Linked DNA regions of Homo sapiens: region 1 is linked to region 2. Evidence: read pairs that join two places in POLR2A ChIA-PET (ENCODE). Cell type or tissue: PC-3. All regions are shown on one strand. Each heading gives the region's core, and the rest is flanking DNA. Links, peaks and the distances in the headings are about the cores only. Region 1 has its middle 240 kb from the start of LINC03041. Region 2 overlaps BNC2 (basonuclin zinc finger protein 2).

Evidence for each region. Peaks named below come from ENCODE experiments on the same cell type or tissue, not always from the same donor. Only the 100,000 strongest peaks of a DNase experiment are listed, where the experiment ranks them.
Region 1: POLR2A ChIA-PET joins it to region 2 with 6 read pairs; 1 of 35 experiments calls an interaction of 5 or more read pairs at or near these places.

What each region holds. Positions count from the first base shown.
Region 1 is chr9:16,038,859-16,041,775 of GRCh38, forward strand. It overlaps a transcript of CCDC171 not described here. Among named protein-coding and RNA genes, the nearest start is that of LINC03041, 240 kb to the right of the region's middle. In PC-3, for the core only: no CTCF peak of the experiment used is centred there; a DNase peak (open chromatin) is centred at 1,743; H3K27ac peaks cover 1,749 bases.
Region 2 is chr9:16,411,944-16,414,823 of GRCh38, forward strand. BNC2 (basonuclin zinc finger protein 2) reads right to left here. Exons shown (of 7, transcript NM_017637.6): 7 at 1-2,880. All of the region lies in intron 2 of LOC124902125 (a long non-coding RNA gene), which reads left to right. Among named protein-coding and RNA genes, the nearest start is that of LINC03041, 140 kb to the left of the region's middle. In PC-3, for the core only: no CTCF peak of the experiment used is centred there; DNase peaks (open chromatin) are centred at 1,728 and 2,728; H3K4me3 peaks cover 597 bases; H3K27ac peaks cover 2,326 bases.

The DNA.
Region 1 (2,917 bases), core at 281-2,780, 370 kb before region 2:
ATCAGGCCAAAAAAAAAAAAAAAAAAGCTGAATATAGTTACACTTATGCCAGACTAAAGGGCGAAATTTATGATTACTGATAAAGGTTGTTATACAAAATGTAACACTTTTAGTATATATATAATATGATAGTCTCAAAACTTGAAGTCCCAAGAGGAACTGTGAAATTATAATCATAGTAGATGTTTTAACACATCTGTCTCAGGGAAGTAAAGCTGACTTTAAAAATTAGTGAGGAAGACTTTTCAACAAGTCATTTTGGGAATGATAATGAGAGTTGTCCAAATAGTGCTTCTGGTTCCAGCTCAATGAGGTTCAGGGTCCTTCTTAGGCAAATTTTCCGTAGTAAACTCCTATGGGGAGGAGAGAGCAGGATTCTCTGACCTTTGCTGTCACCTGTGCAGGACTCCCTCATGTGGCTGAGGCCCCTATTCCAGCCTTGACTCAGGGAGGGGGTGATTTTGGCATGTGAGTACTGCTGTTATGTAACTTGGCTACGATTTTTTTCCTTCTGCGTTTTAAGTTAGTGCAAGCTATTGTGGCCTCAAGATTCTTTACACACAGCTGAGGCTGCAGAAAGTCACATGCGTTAGTTAGAATGTAGGCTAAATGGCTGTCACAAAGACATGGAAGAATACAGTGGCTCAGAGGAGGCTGATTATTTCTCCTCACGGAACAGTCTAATTTCCCTGCAGGTCGGTAGCCCCAGGAAGGTAGGTGGCGCTGTTCCATAAACTCGTCTAGCCTCCTTCTGCTGTGCTACTCCAGTAGCCCCTAAGGTTGTCCTCTTCCTCATTCTTACATCTGCGTCCCAGCCCATGGGAAAGGCAAGCAGCTACTTTAAAAAGATGTGACCCAGAATTTGCACACATTACTCCTACTCATGTCCCTCTTCTTGGAAATCATCACTCAGTCACATGGCCCCCCTTGAGCTACGTGGGTGTCTGGGAAATACCATCTCCAGCCAGGCAGCCATCTTCCTTGCTTCTGTGTGTGTGTGTAATGGGGTGGGGGGTGGAGGTGGAGTTGTGTTCATTCTATTGCCAGAAGGAAGGAGATTGGACCGGATAACAGAAGAAAATGAGCAGTGTCTGCCACAGCATACAAGCTTATTTCTAATCATCGCCTACTCATTACATGTGAGGGACACTGGAACCTTTCAGAATCTCAGTTTCATCATCTAGAAAACTGCACCTCACAGAGTTGTTGTTAATGGCAATCAAGATGAAGGGAGGGAAGGTGAGGGCCAGCTGGGTGCCCTGTTACCCCCTCACTCCACAGTCCCTCCTCTGCATAGCACAGAGGCCCCTAGCCAGACGCATACTCCACCAGAGAGCCACAGGCATCGTGTTGGAGGCTGGCCAACGCTTTGCCCAGTCCTGCCTCTGTTCCTGGAGCCCCTCTTTCCTTATCTTGATCCCCCCACTTCTCCCTCCCACACCTCCCCAGTGAAGGGATTCTGCAGATTGATGGACTGTCATCTAGAAGGTGGAGGCAGACCTCAGATTCCTGAGTTCTTGAAGGAAAGGGATTAATGAGCCCTCAGAGTTGTCTCTGGGCTGGAGCTCATCTCAGTGCCTGCTCCAGCTGGGACGGCCCACCGCAGAGAGAAAGGCAGGCGGCTGCGAAGCTTTGGTCATGCTGCCCCATAGGTGACCTGTCAGGTTTTGTTTGTGATTGTTTGTGCCCAGTGGTGCAGGTCACACGCTGAGCTCCTCCCAGGAATTTGATTGTTTGCAGTTGTAAAGTGCAGGAGCTTGGATCTGTCCGAGCAGAGGGTTAAATCATAGAGTGTTTTACAAGAGCAGCTATAGGGAATGCCTTGTTTTCTCCTTATATGGCTATTTCTCTCAGTCCAGAATCCCAGGGTGTATTTTACGTGGTTGAAATACACAAATGGAGTAACAGTCTTAGCCAAACATGCTATGTGGCTTTAAAATTAACAAGCTTCTCTCTACTTCTGTACCCCAAACACACATTCACATGCATAGTTTCTGTTGAGACTCTGCAAAGATACTCTCTCTTTTTTTTTCAGCCAAAAATATTTGATGGGGTGAATTTCTACAGTTCCCTTGCTTTATACATAAGAAATATTTCTTTTGAGGAGAGGTGTTTGCAAGCGTGTGGGTCAAATCTAAGCATCAAGTTCTTAATGAGCAGCTACTGTGTGTGTAGCTAACTCTAGGGTATAAAGACAGAATTGGGTGCCCAACATTAAAATATGACAAGGAAAGATGTTTAATGAAAGTTCAAGATGACACTGGGCAAAGTAGCAGAAGGCAGCACTAGGTGAGTAAGCACATGGGCTTCCTTTGCCACAGGGGCTCAGAGGAAGGAGAAATCTGTTCAGATTGGTGTGTTCAGGACAGATTTCATGGAAGAAGTGGAGGTTTCAGCTAGTCGGATTTGGCCAACTAGGTCAGTGGGAGCAGGGAGGCATTTGGGAGCAGGGAAAAGGCCTGAGAGAAAATGCAGAGGAAATAAAATGAAGGAGCTTTTAGAAGACAGCAAATAATCTGGTGTCTAGAGCAAATGGCTCATGCAGGAGAAAAGGAAGTTTAGGTGGGAAAGATAGACTGAGGCTGGGAATGTTCTGTAGAAGTCAGGCGAAGAAGCTGGGGTTTTTGTTTCATGGTAAAGGGAGGGCAATGAAGATTTTTTAGTACTTATTTTGATCTGAACCAGGTGTCTGAGGTTCAGGATTTCCAATAATTTATATTTCTGAAATGTTATTATTTTTTCTTTTAGCCTACCTTAGTGAATATCACTTAACCCAGAAAACTAGGATTGGATTAATTAAATATGATGTTTGGATATTGAAAATAAGAGGGCTTATCGAAATTTCCTTATTGGTGATTTCGTAAATGAGAAATACAGAGTTTAATATTGAATATAGTTCTTGGCCACACCTTCTGGA
Region 2 (2,880 bases), core at 381-2,880:
CACTTCATTTAGTCACTAACTAGTCACTTTCCAACCATCATTTGAGTATTTCAATATACAAAAATAGCAGCCAATCTTTGGGCTCAGGGCATTTTGGAATATAACATTTTCATGTATTCTTCCTTTGTACCTTTGGTCCCCATCACTCGATTTTCTAAAGCTCCCTGTACTTGTACTTACCAAAGTTCTTCAAAGTGGAGAATTTACCTTTTACTCATAGGGTGGTCCTTGTTTTAACGATTAAAGTCAAAAGCCTGACGCCATCTTTTTTAGATTGTCAGTCCAGTTTGACAAAAGTTAATCTATCATGTTACACTATGGATTTGGAGGGGTCATTGAAAGATGCATTTGTACACCTACGTCCATGGTTTGATGCCAAGGATAAGAAAAAAAAATGACCACTGTGCGTAACCAGTTTACAACATGTGCACTTTTTGAAGGGGAAGAAAAATATTTTAATCTTTTCCCTACAGATTAGGGGGCAATATAATCTTACTTATGCCACTGACTTGCAGGAAAATTTGCTCTAATTATAGGGCCACACCCATTACTCTCAAGATGGAATTGTTAACACTTAAGTTTTCAAAGAAGCAAAGGATGCCGTCACAGACAGCATCTCTCTACTGACCCTTTATTTAAGAAGTCATCTTGTTACTGTCCACTTAATAGCTGGAGAGGGCATCGAGAGGCAGCCTTGGGCTTCCCACAGATACAGTAGGTGTGTGTATGTGCTTGTATGTTAGGAGGGGAGAATAAGAGGGAAGGAGAGAGAGAGGGGAGAGAGAGAGAGAGAGAGAGAGAGAGAGAGAGAGAGAGAGAGAGACTGACTGATTGTGGATGTGTGTGTACATCAGGGAACTCGATGGGAAAGCCTAGCCCTTGTAGTCAATTTCTCCTTCACAAGGGGATAAACAGGCAATTACGCATCCTTTTATATTTGATGGCCAAGTGCTGAACTGGAAAGCACACTATTAGTTTGTGTCCCTTCAGGGCCAGGGCAATAAGTAGCCAGGAGAGCTGGGCTGAAGCAGAGAGGGTGTTGTCTGCTGTTAGTGTGACAGTCTTGTCAGCAGCGTTCACATTACTGGAAGGTAATAAAGTGACAAGTATGTTATTAGAAAGATACGAGGTGAAATTGAACTGAAGCTTCTTGCTGCTCAGCCCTGGCTTTTTTCTTTCCTCTTTTGTAATGGTCCACTATTTGTTACAGACTGAGCCTTGGTCTTCATATCCTATATAAAAAAGATTTTTTTTTTTCCTGCAGTAAAGGTCAAATGAATTTACAACAGCACTTTAGAGGAGAAGAATAAAGATAGTTTTATGACAACTATAGTATGTTGCTCCAAAAATATATATAGCATTATAATGAACAATAATGCTGATCCAATTCAGTGTACATGTAAAAATGCTTAGTTTTTTTTTTTTTTTTAACCTCCTGTTATTTGGATTTGGATTAAAATCATTTGGATTAAAAAAGATTTGGATTAATCTTTTGGATTAAAAGCATTTGGATTTTTCAACAAATGCCAAAAAGACAGTATGCCGAATAACATAGTTATTGCCGAATGAGCACAGAAAATCATTTTGCGCAAGATGTGGGAAGGATGAGGATGATGAAACTACACAAGGAAGGACGGGTATGTGGGCAACAGTGATGACAGATAACTCACTGGTCAGTTGTACAGCTGGAATTACACAATACTTTTTGAAAATGACCATTTATGGTGAGCAACACTCCAGCTACAGGAAATATGCGACTCGTCTGGGACAGATCAAACATGACCTTAGTACTAACGCAAACAAGACTACCACGTGTGGTTTATCTCTGAGGGAAAATGTGAAGAGAAGTTACTTACATACCTCATAGAACAGTAAATGAGCTCCCATTTTGATCAAGGTCTTTAGCCTAGTATTAATTACAATCATGGCTTTGTTGTGTTGCTACAGTGGCAAGCATGAGTAATGATCAAGAAAGGAACGATCCATGCTGGTGCCATTCGCACCTACTCCTCTGTTAGGATGAAAACGAGGTGTTACCACTGGCCTTTTCTATAGCCTTGCTGACCCCTGGCATCTTTCGGTTCTCAGGGGATTCCAGCAACACTTCCCACTCAAAAACAAAGCAAAAGCAACCAAAACCCCACAATTGTCGGCTCTTCCTGACCCCAAAGGAACTTCAGCTATTTCATGCAGCTGTACTTGCTTTCCTAACCCCTTCCTCAGAGCCGACTCACCTGGTCATAGGAACTCTGCAGGTCCCTACGATCAATACGCTCTCACCCACTGCGAGGCAGAGCTATGCCAGTCTTTTCTCTCGAGCCAACATTTCCAGTGCATTCATGATTTCCTTTTCTAGCTACCCCAAAACCAGGGCAGGAACCGACCCTCTACTTAGTTCTGATGAAAACACTGTGATCCCTCCAGTCTTTCTGGTATCTTTTATTGCTCATCTTACTCATTTAGATCCATCCCCAAAAAATAAACAATGAGAGGGAAAAGCAAAACCACCTAATTTAAATACTTCAAGTTTGGGAGAAGATAAGTGATTTTAAAGAATGAAATTCGTTTGTCATAATTTTAAAAAAGAAGCTCTTAAGAAAAGGGTGTGACCACAGGATGAAAAAAAGTTTCTTCTGGATGATTTGTTTCTTGATGATAGCAGATGTAGCGTGTCTTATGACAGGTGAATTTTATTTACTCTGTTAGTCAATCTAACCCAATGCTAACAGACCAGATACAAGTTAGGACTGCTCAGGTCAAGCTGTCAGCAGTTAGCAGCATGTCCATCTCAATCTGGTGACTAGCTTCTTTATGCTTTAATTGTCAACGGCCCTCATTCTCATTTGCTTGGCACATATCTGGGGTGTGTACAGAGAAAGG